Regions from separate parts of the Homo sapiens genome. Here region 1 is linked to region 2. A link is an interaction called in ENCODE POLR2A ChIA-PET data of the cell type or tissue named here. Cell type or tissue: IMR-90. All regions are shown on one strand. Links, peaks and the distances in the headings refer to the core of each region. The heading gives the core; the rest is flanking DNA. Region 1 overlaps MMRN2 (multimerin 2). Region 2 overlaps GLUD1 (glutamate dehydrogenase 1).

Evidence for each region. Peaks named below come from ENCODE experiments on the same cell type or tissue, not always from the same donor. Only the 100,000 strongest peaks of a DNase experiment are listed, where the experiment ranks them.
Region 1: POLR2A ChIA-PET joins it to region 2 with 10 read pairs; 3 of 35 experiments call an interaction of 5 or more read pairs at or near these places.

The regions. Positions count from the first base shown.
Region 1 is chr10:86,927,718-86,936,604 of GRCh38, forward strand. MMRN2 (multimerin 2) reads right to left here. Exons shown (of 7, transcript NM_024756.3): 7 at 7,823-8,887. It overlaps BMPR1A (bone morphogenetic protein receptor type 1A), which reads left to right. Exons shown (of 13, transcript NM_004329.3): 13 at 1-252. Among named protein-coding and RNA genes, the nearest start is that of MMRN2, 25 kb to the right of the region's middle. In IMR-90, for the core only: no CTCF peak of the experiment used is centred there; a DNase peak (open chromatin) is centred at 4,384.
Region 2 is chr10:87,063,385-87,072,271 of GRCh38, forward strand. It overlaps GLUD1 (glutamate dehydrogenase 1), which reads right to left. Exons shown (of 13, transcript NM_005271.5): 5 at 4,679-4,773. Among named protein-coding and RNA genes, the nearest start is that of GLUD1, 27 kb to the right of the region's middle. In IMR-90, for the core only: no CTCF peak of the experiment used is centred there; no DNase peak of the experiment used is centred there.

The DNA.
Region 1 (8,887 bases), core at 476-8,475, 140 kb before region 2:
GGAAATATCATTATTGCTTCATTAGGGGAAACTGTACATAGGCATTGAAAGAAGGGTAAAAGCAAGCAGTTTTATCAGGCAGTTGTAAAACACCAAAAATATAGATTCGTCTTTGACGTGTAACACACTAAATGTATTTTGTACAGCATCTGGTTTAAAAGGTGCCTTAAGAGTTTACCATTACTTGCTTTGTTCTATATACAGATTATGTCCAATGTATCATTTTGAAGTAAATAACCTTATTTTAGTATACTTTAGTGATGTGTTTTGTGATGCTACACTCAGACGGTATTGTGCATCAGAAGTCATCTGTTGAGATTTTTGTAATGATTAAGTTAGTGTATATACATATGTTCCTGAGATGTACACTTCAACTACCAGAAACCCAGTATGGAGCACAGGTAGGTACACGCTTGCCCTGTGGAGATAGAGAACTTCTAAACCTATCACGGTGCAGGGGTTTTTCCTTTAAAAAACAAGACAAAACATTGTTTTCTTTTTCCTTTTTTTTTTTTTTTTTTTGAGACGGAGTTTTGCTCTTGTTGCCCAGGCTGGAGTGCAATGGCACGATCTCAGCTCACTGCAACCTTTGCCTCCTGGGTTCAAGCAATTCTCCTGCCTCAGCCTCCCGAATAGCTGGAACTACAGGTGTTTGCCACCATGCCTGGCTAATTTTTTGTATTTTTAATAGAGACAGGGTTTCACCATGTTGGCCAGGCTGGTCTCGAACTCCTGACCTCAGGTGGCCCACTTGCCTTGGCCTCCCAAAGTGCTGAGCTTACAGGCATGAGCCACCATGCCTGGCCAAAACATTGTTTTCTGATTATGGAAATGTACTCATGGCAGAAAATTTGGGAAACAACAGCAAATAATAAAGCAAATAAAAATCACTCAAAATTCTATTGCCAGACATTATCACTATATACATTTGAGTGTTTCTTTTCAATCTTTTTTTTTGAGAGAGTCTTGCTCTGTCACTCAGGGTGGAGTGCAGTAGCGCGATCTCGGCTCAGTGCAACCTCTGCCCCCTGGGTTCAAGTGATTCTCCTGCCTCAGCCTCCCAAGTAGCCGGGATTACAGGTGTGCACCACCACGCCCGGCTAATTTTTGTATTTTAGTAGAGATGCGGTTTCACCATGTTGGCCCAGGCTGGTCTCGAACTCCTGACCTCAAGTGATCTGCCTACCTCAGCCTCCCAAAGTGCTGGGATTACAGGAGTGAGCCACTGCACCCGGCCTTATTCTTTTTTATGTTGCATTTTTTGTAATATTAGGATCCTAGTATGCCATTAAATAGCCATTGAGAACTTTTTTTTTAATGACTGCACAATATTTGACTAAGAAGATGGAGTAATTTCTGTGCTCAATCCCCTATTGAATATTTGGATTATTTTCATTGTTTTGAAAAATAGATATTAAGCATCCTTATACATAAATCTTTATTTTCTTATATTACATTTCTGAAAATGAGACTAGTGGATATGAACTTTTAAAAGATCCTTTAAGATGGAAAAACTAAGGTTCTTGGAAAACATTGCCATATTGCTACTCACAAAGCTTTTCATTTTCATTCCTGCTAGCAGTTCATGAGCTTAGAGCGATGGGATGCATTTACCTGGCCTTAAGATGCTCCTGCTGCAATGGGAAGTGAAGCCTTGGATAGCTTTCCTCCTCCTGTGCAATACTTTCTTGTCATTTTCCCACCTGCACTGAGTCCCACCGCCAGTCAGGGCTGTTTTCAGGTGTATGTGAATTCATCCCAGCAGTGTGCCTTCTGCTGCCTTTTCCTAGGGAACTGAACATGTTAAATCACAGACGCGATGTGGCACTGATTATTGTTCCTCAAAAGAAATGCGTGTCTGAAGATAGCCTCTTACAGATTCCTCACGGGAGTCTCTGTTCAGTGTCATTGTAAGTTTCTCAGAATAATCGCAGGCGCTCTGATGCAGCCTGGTAAAGAAGACTCAGTGATTTCTGGGAACTGCAAATGCTTGCCAGCTTTCCTTCTGTCTGTGGAAACACTGAATAAATGTATTCATTTCTCCTTTCCAGCAATCTGTTAGTCTCACTGCTCCATTCCAAGGTTTCTTTAATATTATTAACAGAGCAGACATTAAGAAACAGAATTGTCTAATCCTTGTTCTTCCAAAATAGGTTTAATCCTTGTAGATAGTTTCAAGCAGACAGTAAGTCAGTTACTAAGTTTTCACTTGGAGAAACATTTGCTGATAGTAGTAGCATATTGACCATTTCTGACATGTCATCCTTATATCAAGTTAGGTGCACGCTCCTACACAGCCTTGGCTCAGCGCTTGGAGCATACAGTCTTGACTGGGTGGACATAAACCGCTGAAAGTGGCCAGCAGTGAGCAGAGGCCACCTACTATCAGCGGCACTGCTGCAGGCATGGAGACTTAAATGTGTGAGTGCTGGTATAAGCAGAAGTGGGAGAGTCACCTCGATGCTGGGATCCAGATGGCGGCTTATTTCAAGTGCAGTGGCACATACAAAAAATATTTTTGGAAGGGAGCAAGGACTAGGGCTGAAAGGTTCATTCATAATCTTTTTTTCTTTTTTTTTTTAGGTGGAGTCTCGCTCTGTCACCCAGGCTGGAGCGCAATGGGGTGATCCCAGCTCACTGCAACCTCCACCTCCCGGGTTAAAGCAATTCTCCTGCCTCAGCCACCTGAGAAGTTGGGATTACAGGCGTGCACCACCACACTCAGCTAATTTTGTATTTTTAGTAGAGACGGGGTTTACCATGTGGGCCAGGCTGGTCTCGAACTCCCAACCTCAGGTGATCTGCCCACCTTGGCCTTCCAGAGTGCTGGGATTATAGGCGTGAGCCACTGCGCCCAGCCCATAATCTCCTTTTGACATAGGAATTGTTAATTCACATATTCCATCAACCTATTGCTCCTCTGAATCTTAGCAGCTTCTTGGTCTTTGTTCAAATGAAATCTAAGTCAATTCCATATCTCTCAATGTCGCTACATCCACCTCAGTGCTTATATCCTAATTTTGTCTTTTTTAGAGACAGTCTTGCACTGTCACCCAGGCTAGTGTGCAGTGGCTGTTCACAGGCATAATCATAACGCACTGTAGCCTCAAACTCCTGATCTCAAGCCATCCTCCCACCTCAGCCTCCTGAGTAGCTGGGACCATGCCACCATGCCTGGCTCACATTCTAAACATTATGCAGGAAGCTCAAAGTGAAAATCAATATGGAATGTTTATATTGAAAATATTTTTGGCTGGGTGCAGTGGCTAATGCCTCTAATCCCAGCACTCTGGGAGGCTGAGGCGGGCAGACCACCTGAGGTCAGGAGCAGCCTGGCCAACATATAGTGAAACCCTGTCTCTAAGGTACAAAAATTAGCTGGGTGTGGTGGTACTCGCCTGTAGTCCCAGCTCCTTGGGAAGCTGAGGCAGGAGAATCACTTGAACCCAGGAGGCGGAGGTTGCAGTGAGCTGAGATCGCACCACTGCATTCCAGGCTGGGCAACAGAGCAAGACTCCGTCTCTCAAAAAAAAAAAAAGAAAAAAAAATATATATATATATATACACACACACACACACACATATATATATATATATTCAAGCAATGTGAAGAAAATATTGGGCCCCCTTGTTTTTCTTTAATGGAAGAGCCATTTTTAAAAGCCAGTTTAGAATCCAGATGATGACATCTGTTGCTCTACTGTATGACTGAAATGCAGGTCAGTGTTGAAAAACATAAAAAATTGGAAGTCTCCACTGAAAGACCTACACTGCTGTGGGAGGGATTTTAATCAAGACATTTCAAAAGCAATTTTTATTACTTGATCCTGTCCTCATACTTGGCTAGGAGTTCAGCTGGAGATAGAATCTAACTCTGAAGATGATACTCCATGATCTTCTAGCATCCCTTGTCACCAGTGAGAAGTCTGATGTGGATCTAATAAGTGACATGTTATACAGGTTAACTTATTTTCAAGAAATAGAATTTTCTTTTTATTATTGATGTTGGAAGTTGAAACTGGCCATATCTAAATATATTCATTCTGTTTCTTAGTACTAATGGGATCTTTTCTTAGACCTGGGAAATTTTCTCCCATTATTTCTTTTGTTTCTTCCCTTTTTTCTTTCTTTTCCTTTTCTCTTTCTAGAACTTTCTAGAACAAATCTCAGGTCCCCTAGATGTTTCTTCCATAATTGTTACTATGCTTCTCATATGTTTCATCCTACCTTCTACTTTTGTCAGCCCATCTGAGTTTATTTCAACAGCCAAATGTTTTATTTTGAAATGATTCCAGGCTTCCATTAAAGTTTCATCAATAGTATAAGGACTGCCATTTACCCTTCACCCAGATTCATAAACTGCTAACATTGCACAATTGCTTTGTCATTCTGTGTGTGTGTGTACAGGAATCACAGAGACTCATCTTGTAATGTTTGTAATGTCCATGTATCGTGTATGCACACATTTTTTTCTGACCTATTAGAAGCAAATTACAGAGCTAATACCCCTTTATCCCTAAATACTTCAGGGATGTTCTATTACTTAACCAATTATGTACAATTATCAGAACCAGGAAAGTTCACATTGATACAATAGCAATGACCAACAATACCATAATCTATAGACCTTACTGAAGTTTTGCTAATTGTTATTTTGGTGTGGTTGGGTTTTTTGTTTGTTTGAGATAGGGTCTCACTCTGTCACCCAGGCTGGAGTACAGTGGCACAGTCATAGCTCACTTCAACCTCAAACTTTGGGCCTCAAGCGATCCTCCCGCCTCAGCCTCCCAAAGGGCTATGATTACAGGCATGAGCCACCATGCTGGCCTCATTTCCCCTTTCCTTCTCAAAAGGATTCTGGCTTTCCCTACTGCATTCATCCACGTCCACTACCCGCTCCAAGAGAGCTGAGTAATTGTCAAGCCAGGTTTGGGGAGCTTTCTTGATGGAGGGGATGGAAGGAGGGTGGTGCTCAGGCTACAGCAGGGAGAGCTTTTCTGTTTTTGAGCTAAAGACATAACAGGGTGCAGAGGCTGAGAAAAGGAGAGTTCTAAGCAACATGTCACGAGCTATGTAGCCTCTTCACACTGCTTCTGAAATAAAATCTAACAGTAGGAGTGACTTTGACATTATGTTGTGGTTTCTGCAGACAACTTGGGATTGGCCCCTGTGGGTTTGTTAAGGGCATGTTTGTCAGAGTATGGGGGCTCCCTGCTTCCAGAGGCCCAGCAGCTGCTGTGTACCTGGGGTTCAGGGCTGACGGCAGGGCTGGAGTTCTGGCACACAGTGACCCCAAGTGTGTTTATTTTTTTCCTTGTGGTGATGGTTGAACTGTTTTAGGGTTGGTTTTTGTTATTGTTTTTTTTCAACTTTTATTTTAGATTCAGGGGCTACATGTACAGATCTGTTACCTAGGTATGTTGTGTGATGCTAAGGTTTGTGGTATGATTGATGCCATCACCCACATACTGAACATAGTACCCAACAGTTAGTTTTTCAACCCTTGCCTCCCCAACATGTCTCAAGGGCTGGGTTTGAGTTTGGGGCTCCGCCCAAATCACTCCCATCTCCCCAGCAGTCTCACATGTTTGGGGTCATGATTTCCTGTTGCTGTTTCATTTCAGACCTGATCCCTTCTATTTTTCAGGAATTACTAAAATGTCCTGATGTACTTATGGTACCGTCTCTTGTTTTCCAATTGGAGATTTTTTTTTTTTTTTTTGAGATGGAGTTTCATTCACTCTTGTTGCGCAGGCTGGAGTGCAACGGCTCGATCTCAGCTCATTGCAACTTCTGCATCCCAGGTTCAAGTGATTCTCCTGCCTCAGCCTCCCGAGTAGTGGGGATTACAAGCACCCGCCACCACGCCTGGCTAATTTTTATATTTTTAGTAGAGATGGGGTTTCATCACATTGGCCAGGCTGGTCTTGAACTCGTGACCTCAGGTGATCCACCCGCCTCGGCCTCCCAAAGTGCTGAGATTACAGGCATGAGCCACCAATTTGGGGATTTTAAAATATTTTTTCCACATCAGGTTTGCAGGTACCACCGTGTGCTCCGTCCATTGTGGTGTTTTGGGTGCCACAGTGAGGGTGCTGACCGCTGGTCTGGGTAACGGGGGGTCTGCTTGCAGGACAGGAGGAGCCTCCACCCAGGTGGAGACAGGAAGTCTATCAGATGAACTTCAGAAGTCTTGCTAATCTGGGGGGGGGGTCCTAATTTTAGGACCGTTTAAACAGAAAATTTGCCCTTAAACTTGATGTTAAGGTTTTGTGAAATGCAGTCATATATGTTTTGTTGCATGGAAAACACCCTGTCCAGAAGAACCATTTCTCTAGTTCTCATCCCAGAAACTTCTGGAGTGACACATCCATGCTGTTGGCAGAGCTTGCCCGTTAGCACTTTCATGTATAATCTTCCTCTCAAAGAGGACCAACTGTATGAGGGTTGGATGACATGTACCCCTTCCAGAAGGGATCAATTCACTTCATTTACTATGGGCAGTAACTTCCAAAGGATAAGACTGCATTACCTAATGTCTCAACTGTTAACAGCAGAGCCTGACCAGTCACTGCATGATTGAGCAGAAAGAAGACACAGCACAGTCTGCAGCAGCAAGGCTCACCTGCTACTGGGCTTCTAATCTTTGTTCTGGCGTGGCCGTCTGCTTCATGCCTTGGGGCAGAATTGGTCTTGGTAACTGAGAGCTGCACCGGGGGTGGGTGATACTTAAACCTGTGGTTAAGATAATAAAATGCCAGAGGCCAGGCGTGGTGGCCCACACCTGTAATCCCAGCACTTTGGGAGGCTGAGGTGGGAGGATCATTTGAGGTCAGGAATTCAAGACCAGCCTGGCCAACATGGTGAAACCCTGTCTCTACTAAAAATACAAAAATTAGGCGGGCATAGTGGTGGGTGCCTCTAATCCCAGTTACTCGAGAGGCTGAGGCAGGAGAATTGCTTGAGCCTGGGAGGCAGAGGTTGCAGTGAGCTGAGATTGCGCCACTGCACTCCAGCGTGGGTGACAGAGCAAGACTCCGTCTCAAAAAAGAATGCCAGAATACCTAATTAGAGCTGTAAGATCAACCACCTCACACTAAAGACAAAGTTCAAGAGAGGTTGTGATTTACCCCAGGTCAAACATGAGCAGTGTGGCCTGGCATACTGTTCCTTTTAACACCGATGTTTTAGCACATTGAGTGCACAAAACTTAGTGCTAAATAAATTCTGAGGAACAAGTGAAGTAATAACTCCTAGCAAACAATGAGAAGTGCTGATAACCTTGTTAACGCCAACAAGCAACTCACTACGAAGTCCAGTCTGATTTTTTTTTTTTTTTTTTTTTGAGACAGAGTCTCGCTCTGTCTCCCAGGCTGGGGTGCAGTGTCACCATCTCAGCTCACTGCAACCTCCGCCTCCCGGGTTCAACCGATTCTCCTGCCTCAGCAATCTGATTTTCTTATAGAGAAGACTATATTCAACAAATTTTGAGTACTTAATACCAAAAAAAACCTTGTTTCTGATAGCTAGATGACTGTTTTCTCAGGCCAGTTTGCTATAGGATCTGAACTTTTTTGAAAACCATATGCTGGTATATTACAGGAATAATTGCAGCTATGAGCTGTACTGTCTAGTCCAGTATTAGTATCTTTGCCTAGTGTGGAAACTTCCAAGTGTTTTATATAGAATAAACGGAAATCATTCTACATAACAGGGCCTGGAATAATCAGTCACATTTACCCACATAGTTTCACGTTGTCCCATGTTTTTTTTACCTACTCTACCAATTATTTTTGCCCTCCAGAAGTAAATGAGGCAGAGATTTGAAGGGCATCACTTTATTCCAAAGTTGATCATTAGTGAGGGGGATTTTTACAGTCTTCTTTCCCTCCTCCCTCAGCTGCCTCCTGGTTAGAGATGCTAACAAGAATTACGATGGTCCTAAGATACTGGAGGAAGTAAAAAAGTTGAAGGCCCTACATATTTTAGTTCACGTTTGGCATTTCTTGGTCTTTACCCTATGTAAGGCAAGGAGAAAAAGACATGAAATTTAAATTACAGATAAACACAAGTGTATTAGTCCATTTTCACACTGCTATCAAGAATTGCCCAAGACTGGATAATTTATAAAGGAAAGAGGTTTAATTGACTCACTGTTCCACATGGCTGGGGAGGCCTCAGGAAACTTACAATCATGGCAGACAGTGAAGAGGAACCAAGGCATCTTCACAAGGTGGCAGGAAGGAGAATGAACACAGGAGGAACTATCAAACTTATAAAATCATCAGATCTCGTGAGAACTATCACAAGAACAGCATGGGGGAACCGCCCCCAAGATCCAATTACCTCCACCTGATCTCTCCCTTGATGTGGGGATTATAGGGATTACAATTCAAGATGATATTTTAGGTGGGGGCACAGCTAAACCATATCCTACAAGGAATGACTGAAACTAAAGATACTAATTTCCTTTCCCTTGGTTGGCCAGGCTGTCGTCTTCATTACTGACTAATAGAGACCAAGCAGGTTGGTTTAATCCCATTGCCCTCTAGTGCTTTCCAATGTTGGCCAAAATGTTGCCTCCATTTTAAACATTCCTCCTGGGGAAGAATGTCTTTCTATCATACGATAAGGGAGAAGAGAAGAGGAAGCAAGAGAAAAGTTTAAAGTGTTGTACAGAAGTTTCCAACCACAGGAGGAGCAAAACACCAAAGAAGTTGTAGAATACAGGGTGTGGTGAAGAGTTGGAGCCCAGGCCGTGCTGTCTGAGAAGGCATGCCAAGCCAAGGTTCAGGCTTCCTAGGACCATGTCCTGCCCGGAGAAGCATTCCAGTCCTTCTCATCATGGAGAAATGGCCAAGCCCCATGTGGTTACAGGGAAGCCACG
Region 2 (8,887 bases), core at 555-8,554:
TTTTCTGACAGAAAAAACAAGAGTGTAGGGATTGAACATCAAGTAAGTACAAATAACATCACAAAAGTAGAGCTAGCTCAGCCTAAAGCTATCATTCCTTCAACAAGTATTTAAGCACTACTAAATCAAGGTACATACACATCCCATTCATGAGTGTCTTAAAATCTACTATAAGACTTGAGCATGTCACCAAAACAGAGCCTGAGACAGGAAGAGGCTTTACAATTGTCTTGGATGGGAAGACTCAATGTTGTATTCTGCCACTTTTGAAAAAGGAAGTTTTTAATATAACTTGATACTTAATATAACATGACATTCAAGTTCATCTAAGAGTAGAGTAACGAAAGTATTTAATGAAGTATTTTTAAAAAGGTATGTGTGGGTAAGAGTCCTGTGCTTCTGTGTGAGCAGAGTATCTTTGGTAGCAGTGGTTAGCTCTGCAAAGTGGAGATGGGGGTTAACAGTCTTCACCATCCATCTTTCTGTCCTCTTTCTTTGTCTTTTTTTTTTTTGAGACGGAGTCTCGCTCTGTCACCCAGGCTGGAGTGCAGTGGCGCAATTTCGGCTCACTGCAAGCTCCATCTCCCGGGTTCACGCCATTCTCCTGCCTCAGCCTCCCGATAGCTGGGACTACAGGCACCCACCATCACGCCCGGCTAATTTTTTTGTATTTTTAGTAGAGATGGGGTATTTAGTAGAGTAGAGTATTTTTAGTAGAGAGTAACATCCTGTGTTAGTCAGGATGGTCTCGATCTCCTGACCTCGTGATCCACCCGCCTCGGCCTCCCAAAGTGCTGGGATTACAGGCGTGAGCCACCGCGCCTGGCCTGTCCTCTTTCAATTGAAGATGTGTGTATATTCTTGTTCAGAAACAGAAACAGGTGTAATTAGAAAAAAGAAGAATTGGGCTAAGTAGGGCTTCCCTTCCAAGACATCAACTATACTATAAGCACGGCCACGAGAACACTGCAGAGTAAACTCATCGGTGGAGCAGGAGAAACTAGAGACAGTCTTATTTTGTATAGGCAATCAATATAAAATGAAAATTCATATAAAATTTTAAGTCAGTGGCAAAAGTATAAAATAATAAATTTGTTGAAGCAATTTGCTTTCCATGTAAACAAAATAAAATGCCCTACTTCACACCAAACCCCTAACTCCCAACATATCCCTAACATTCCAGCTGGCTGAATTAAAAAGTGATCTGTTCTTTATCTGTATTGTTTAAATATTTTTACACAGAGAACTTAGAATTATATTATTTGTGTAATTACCAACAAAAAGGATGAAAGCAAGGAAGAAAAACTCAGTCTAGTAGAGTGATTAATAGAATTAGTAGTTTTCCCACAGTTTGCTTTCATGAATAATTAACACTTATGAATACAGAAATGCAAACCGAGTGCCAAATGCTTTTAAACAGTGAGAATGCAAATGCTGGAGCTGAAGGAAATACTGTCTGGGGTCAGGCCTGGCGCCAACTGCCAGGCTCCCCAGCATACGTAATGGTCCTGAAAGCCCAGAGAAGAATACATTCTCCCACCTACACTGCACTTCTAGGTGGGGCTAGGACAAAGAGGGCGGCACGTTTCAGTTCACATCTAGAAATGAGTAACAAAAACAACTGTGTCCTTCCTTTAGGGCTTGATTTTAGATTTCTTATCACTTAAAGAGGGAAAACTGTTCACCAGTATAGTTGCTTCACCTGAGTCCAGCCTGGTCAACATGGTGAAACACCGTCTCTACTAAAAATACAAAAAAATTAGCTGGGCATGGTGGCAGGCACCTGTAATCCCAGCTACTTGGGAGGCTGAGGCAGGAGAATTGCTTGAACCCGGGAGGCGGAGGTTGCGGTGACCTGAGATCGGGTGACAGAGTGAGACTCCGTCTCAAAAAAAAAAAAAAAAAAAAAAAAAAATACCACACCCAGAGCTCATTGCTAAATGAGCTCCTGATCTCAGGTGATCCACCTGCTTCCGCCTCCCAAAGTGCTGGGATTACAGGCGTGAGCCACTATGCCCAGCTGGTCTCTTGTTCTTTTTAAGCAAGACACTATATTGAATAGTGCAAACCAATGGGCAGTATGTTATTTGTAGCTCATTCTCAGTGCTAACAGCAAGAGAAAGTCCTGTGAAGCACGGCCCCTTGAACTATACTGGTGAACAGTTTTCCTTCAAGTGATAAGAAATCTAAAATCAAGGGCTAAGGGAAGGATGCATAAAAAGGTGACAGGTGGAAAACTGTCCTTTTGGGAAGGGCAGTTGAAACCACAATTATTTGAAGGGTCTATATCGTTCCTGTTTTATTTCAGGGGGTTGTATAATTTACCTGATGTAATACCTACAGATATTTATTTTCTGATACTTACTAAGGGCTATGTACAGTTCTAGGTGCATTAGATTATTATTCATCTAATGCTCATGAGTCTCACAAAGTAGGTACTATTACTACTGTCATTTTGCATAGGAGGAAATGGAGGCACAGAGACTCCCAAGTCACAGCACTGATGGGTGAAGGTGCCAGGGTTGGACTTCAGGTGGTCTGCCCATGTTCCCAGCCACAGCATGACATCACTTCAGGAAATGTCCCCATTTCCACATTCTTCCTCTTCTCCAAGGCCCATCTTTTCACTATGAAAAGAATTCCCCAGGCCTTCATTCCCCTGGGGGACTTCACTACCTCTACCAGCCTGCATCTCTTCAGCATTGTCTATCTCTTGCACCGGTAAATCTGTGTCTTACAGCCAATAAACATGCCAAAAGACAAAAAAAACCTTTTTCTCTGGGTAACAGCCACTTTTCAAGCTGTCTTCTTTCTGCTTCTCTCCGGTGCCATTTTTCTTAGTTGGAGGCTATATTTCATGCCCTGCTTCCCTCTTCATATCCCCTTGCAGTCCGGGCCCCTGTAGTAGTCTCCTGCCCTCAAGTCTTCAAATGCACACTTAGCTGAGTCACACCTGCTTGAAACCAGCTCTTTGCTGTTTCCCTGTGTTTTCAGGACAAAGACCAAAGTTCTCATGGTCACCTACCAAGCAGTAACCTGGCCTGACCCTTTTTTCTACTGGCCTTTCTTATCCCACCTTTCTCTTTCTCAACTCTGGCCACAGTAGTCAGTCCTTATCCTCCCAAGTTCACCCAGCTTCTGAACTTCAGAACCTTCCCTCAGGTAATTCCTTCTGTTCCAAACACTTGCCACTACCCCTACCCTAGTCCATGTCCACACACCCGTCTAAGTGCAGACCAGAAGGTTTTATCTCCTAGGAGGCTTTTTCTGACCTTACCTTGAAAGGACTGAAAGGACTGGATGGGCCTGTGATTCTTTTTCATAGCTTCAAAACAACTTCTAGCAATTTATCCCAATTGTAGTGAATACCTTGCTTACACATGGCCCTGCATGTAGTAGGCATAAATGTATTTTTTGACTCTGTTTCTCTTCCTACTCCTGAAATGTTTCATTTTTTAAGGTTGCACCCCTTTCAGGGACAGGAGTTAAGTTTCCTCTCATGTTCAGTTCTGTGGTACTACCTCTGCTCAGTCCCCAGACTCAGGTTCTCCTGGTTCTCTGTGACTCAGCCTGGTCCCTTTCCTTAATTCCACATATATCCAATCCAGTTTTGCTGAGTCTCTCTGTCATGTGCCTCACATGTGCAATGCTCCTCTCCTGGTCCTCTGGCTCCTGGACTTGGTGGAAAGGCACTGACACCATAGGAGGTTCTCTCCTGGCGCCAGCACAGCTGGACACTGCTGCCAGCCTATTCTTCCCCAGGAAGGATCAGCAAAATTTCTCCACTGACTACCATGTAAAACACAAACACTGGGGCTTGGTGTTTTTGTCCTGGTTCATTTACCTCTTCATTCTTACTTTTTTTTTGTTTTGAGACAGGGTCTCACTCTATTGCCCAGGCTGGAGTGCTGTGGTGCAACCACAGCTCACTGCAGCCTCAACCTCCTGGGCTCAAGCATGCCTCCCAGGTAGCTGGGATTATAGGTGTATACCACCACGCTTGGCTAATTTTTGTATTTTTTGGAAAGACAGGGTTTCCCCATGTTGTCCAGGCTGGTCTCGAACTCCTGGGCTCAAGTGATCCACCTGCCTTGGCCACCCAAAGTGCTGGAATTATGGGAATGAGCCACTGCATCCAGCCCTCACTCTTACTTTCTATTACCTTTATAAATATGCCTTACCTTCAGACAAACTGAACGCTATTGTTTCTCTTCCTCTTATCCTCCAAATCTCTAAATGTTCATATTCTACCCATTTTCAAGGTCTAGCCCAAATATCTCCTCTAGAAAGTCTTATTTCAGAATTCATAATCTCCACTGTTGTATTACATTATTTCCATACCTTATCTGCTTATGCACCTTAGTTCCTCTTTAAATGGAAGCCCTCTGAGGGAAAAATCAGAATTGGATGCTTCTTGATGTACGTTCTAGTGTCTTAGCACAGTGGGCTGCCCTGGTCCTGTTCCAGTGACAAGTATAGGGCAGCATATAAGTAAAGCTCAATCTGTGTTCATTACGATTTAAGAATAGACAAGTAGACATAAAATAATATGCACATCAAGATTATGATTGAATGAGAGAAAAACCCAGGGATTCTCAACTTTTGATATAATCAGTCAAACTGTTAATTCTTGTAGACAGCAAATGCAGAAGCCTCGGGGCTTCCAGTGGGTACTCACATAGTGCCCTATGGTGCTGGCATAGGTATCAGCGATCCAGGACATCTCCCGCTCACCTGTGCTCATGTCTGGAGCAGGCACATCAATGCCAGGACCTGCGGGGGCACAGGGAAAGAGGAGTGCACCAGTTTTTAAGAAAAATTCTTCTCGAACACAAAGATCCTTGTAAGTCTCTGTAATAACCAAGTTACCATGGCTAGAAAACTTTAGATCTCATTTAGGTAGCTAATCAAAGTCATAGAAATATTCATTAAATGTTTCACTATAAAATGCAGACACATACAACATTACATAATAATTTCTCCCTCTGGCATTTACTTGCTGTATGTTTGGAAGTTAGCTATGCACAACAGATATAAGCCACTCCATAGGATTTCTGAGTGTGCGACCAGAGGTTAATCAGTTTAGCCTCTCTTGACCTCATTTCACTAACATGCAATTAGAGATAACAGTACCATTGTGTTCTATATAAGCAGGATTATTATGGTTAGGGAGTTGACATGTATGAGATAGCAGAGTAACATGCTGCTTAGTGGGGGTATAAGCCCTCCTTATCAAGTAGAGAAAAAGGGGAGAAGGTCATATTGCTAAAGCAATTGTGTTAAGCCCCATATTATTTTTACTTGTGGAAGAATGTGGCTGTGACCTATTATTCGACATTCAGCACATATAAGGTTTTAGGCCTTAGCTTTCAGTTCCTCAGATCATAGGAAATTAAAGGTTTAGGCTAATAAATTAGCTTACAGGCAATAACAGGAATCACTGACTATACTACTACTGACGGCTACAGTAAGATCTCTGATAAAAACATGTTAAGTGATGCTCACTCAAATCTGTAAAGGTGCAGAAATACTCCTCTCAAACACAGTAAAAATAAAAACAACCTAATTATCTTGTATGCCAATTAAATGAAATATGGTATACCTATGCAAAGTACTAAACAGCCATTAAAAAGGGTAACTTATATCCATGTAAATTACTTGGAATTATCATGAACATACATATGGAAAAAGGCAGGTTTCATACAGCATGTATAACATGTTCCCACTTATAATTTTTTTCTCTTCCCTGCCATATATATAGTTTATAACTTTCTATATTATTTCAACTGTAAAATACAAACTCGTTTTTACAAAACGAAAAACGCAACTTAAAAAATGGTTAAACTATTAGGCTGAGCACAGTGGCGCATGCCTGTAATCCCAGCACCTTGGGAGGCTGAGGAGGGCGGATCACGAGGTCAGGAGTTTGAGACCAGCCTGACCAACATGGTGAAACCCTGCCTTTACTAAAAATACAAAAATTAGCCGGGCGTGGTGGCACATGTCTGTAATCCCAGCTACTCCGGAGGCTGAGGCAGGAGAATCGCTTGAATGGAGGTGGGGGGTGTTGCAGTGAGCCAAGATCGCGCCAGTGCACTCTAGCCTGGGCGACAGAGTAAGACTCTGTTTCAAAAAAAAAAAAAAAAAAAGTTAAACTATTAAACTATTATGTCTCCCCATAAAATAATTAAAGTTCTAAGGGCTGTACCCAATTATTCCTATAAATTTTACTTTTTAGTCAACAGAATCAGTATATTGTAATGTTTTTCTATAACTCAGGGGCCCAAGGCCTAAATAATAAACTTTTTTGAACAAGCTGTGATGTAATGGATACAGGGCTAGTATAAGATAACTTTGAAATGGTCAAGGATCGCTTTTTATACCCTGACCCTCTCCACCTCCCACCTAATCTGTAACTCTATGTCTTAGCACCCTTCCCTTAGTCACCTTAAAAATCTCATGAAGTCAATGACGACAACAACAACAACAACAACAACAAAATCTTGTGAAGTCTAATCCCCACTGCACTTGGAAAGATTAATGCCATATTCTAGCCTCATCCACTGACAAAAGGGCTCTCTGGCGCTCTCCAGCTCCTATTTGCTCACTTTCCATTCCTTTAGTGACATACCTCTGCTGGAGGTCAGCACAACTTTGTTTAACCACTCCTTTTCTCCCAATGTACAAATGACAAATTGGTCCTGAATCTTTCTAGAGGTAACTACAAAAGGATTATGCTTGCTTTAGGATTAAATAAGCTTGTTACCTCAAACAACAATTCCAACTAGGCCGGGGCAGTGGCTTATGCCTGTAATCCCAGCACTTTGGGAGGCCGAGGCAGGAGGATGGCTTGAGTCCAGGAATTTGAGACAAGCCTGGGCAACATAGTGAGATCCTGTCTTGATTAAACAATACATTTAAAAAACAAAAAACCGGCTGGGCGCGGTGGCTCACGCCTGTAATCCCAGCACTTTGGGAGGCCGAGGTGGGCTGATCACGAGGTCAAGAGAGAGAGACCATCCTGGCCAACGTGGTAAAACCCCGTCTCTACTAAAAATACAAAAATTAGCTGGGGGTGGAGGCACATGCCCATAGTCCCAGCTACTCGGGAGGCTGAGGCAGGAGAATTGCTTGAACCAGGGAGGCAGACGTTGCAGTGAGCCGAGATCACGCCACTGAGCTCCAGCCTGGTGACAGAGCGAGACTCTGTCTCAAAATCAAAAAAACAAAAAACAATTCCAATTGGAGAAGGGCTCTGGCAAGTGGCAAGTCTGAAACACATGGTTTGTAAATCAGAAACACGTAATGATAAAATCCTTCTCAAAAACAGTCTATACATGCTAAACGTGAAACAGCTTCTGCCATCCAAAACAAAATCACAAGGTATTAGTTATTAGGCTTATGAGTTTTCTACTCCATACAAAACTAATGTATAGGGATGCACAGATTACAAGTAGTTCCTGAGGCCGGGTGCGGTGCTCATGCCTGTAATCCTAGCACTTTGGGAGGCCGAGGTGAGTGGATCACAAGGTCAGGAGATCGAGACCATCCTGGCTAACACAGTGAAACCCTGTCTCTACTAAAAATACAAAAAATTAGCCGGGCGTGGTGGCGGGCGCCTGTAGTCCCAGCTTCTTGGGAGGCTGAGGCAGGAGAATGGCGTGAACCCGGGAGGCGGAGCTTGCAGTGAGCTGAGATCGTGCCACTACACTCCAGCCTGGGTGACACAGCAAGACTCTGTCTCAAAACAAAAACAAAAACAAAAAACAAGTAGTTCCTGAATAACAGATATATTCTTTTTGTTTTTTTTTAATTTTTATGTTTTGAGAAGGAGTTACACTCTTGCTGCCCAGGCTGGAGTACAATGGCATGATCTCGGCTCACTGCAACCTCCGCCTTCCAGGTTCAAGCAATTCTCCTGCCTCAGCCTCCTGAGTAGCTGGGATTACAGGTACCTGCCTGGCTAATTTTTTTTTATTTTTAGTAGAGACGGGGTTTTACCATGTTGGCCAGGCTGGTCTCGAACTCCTGACCTCAGGTGATCCACCCGCCTCAGCCTCCCAAAGTGCTGGGATTACAGGCATGAGCCACCATGCTTGGCCTAACAGATAAATTCTTATATAGAGAACAGGTATGAGGCAGAAGTTAATCTTTTTTAAAAAAGCAACTTTTCTAACAGCATGTGACTATAGAGTAGGAGATGAAAGGGTAATTTTGGTACACAGAGATATAAGGGGATGAGAAGGGTGGAGACATCAGGGTCCTGCAGAACTTAGGTGATATTTACACTCACACAAGAGAATGAACATTGACCTTTCAAAAGCTTTTCCAAAAGCAGAAGAGGAAGGAACACTCCTCAACTCATTCCATGAGGCTAGAATTGTCCTGATACAAAGACTAGACAAAGACATCATAAGAAAACTATAGACCAATGTCACTTACAATAGCATTAAAAGGAGTAAAATATTTAGTTGTAAGACTTCTATGTAAGACTTCTACAATGAGAACTACAAAACATCATTGAAAGAAATCAAGAGACCTAAATAAATGGAAAGACATCTCATATTCAGCATTGGAAGGCTTAATATGGTTAAGATGGCAATACTGGTCAGGTGCAGTGGCTCATGCCTATAATCCCAGAATTTTGGGAAGCTGAGGTGGGAAGACTGCTTGAGCTCAGGAGTTTGAGACCAGTCTGGGATACGTGATGAGACCGTGTCTCCACAAAAAATTAAAAAATTAGCTAGGCACAGTTGCACACCCCTGTGGTTCTAGCTACTTGGGAGGGTGAGGTGAGAGGATTGCTTGAGCCCAGGAGGTCAAGGTTGCAGTGACTGCTGTCTGGTACTCCAGCCTGGGTGAAAGGACAAAACCTTTTTGGGGAGGG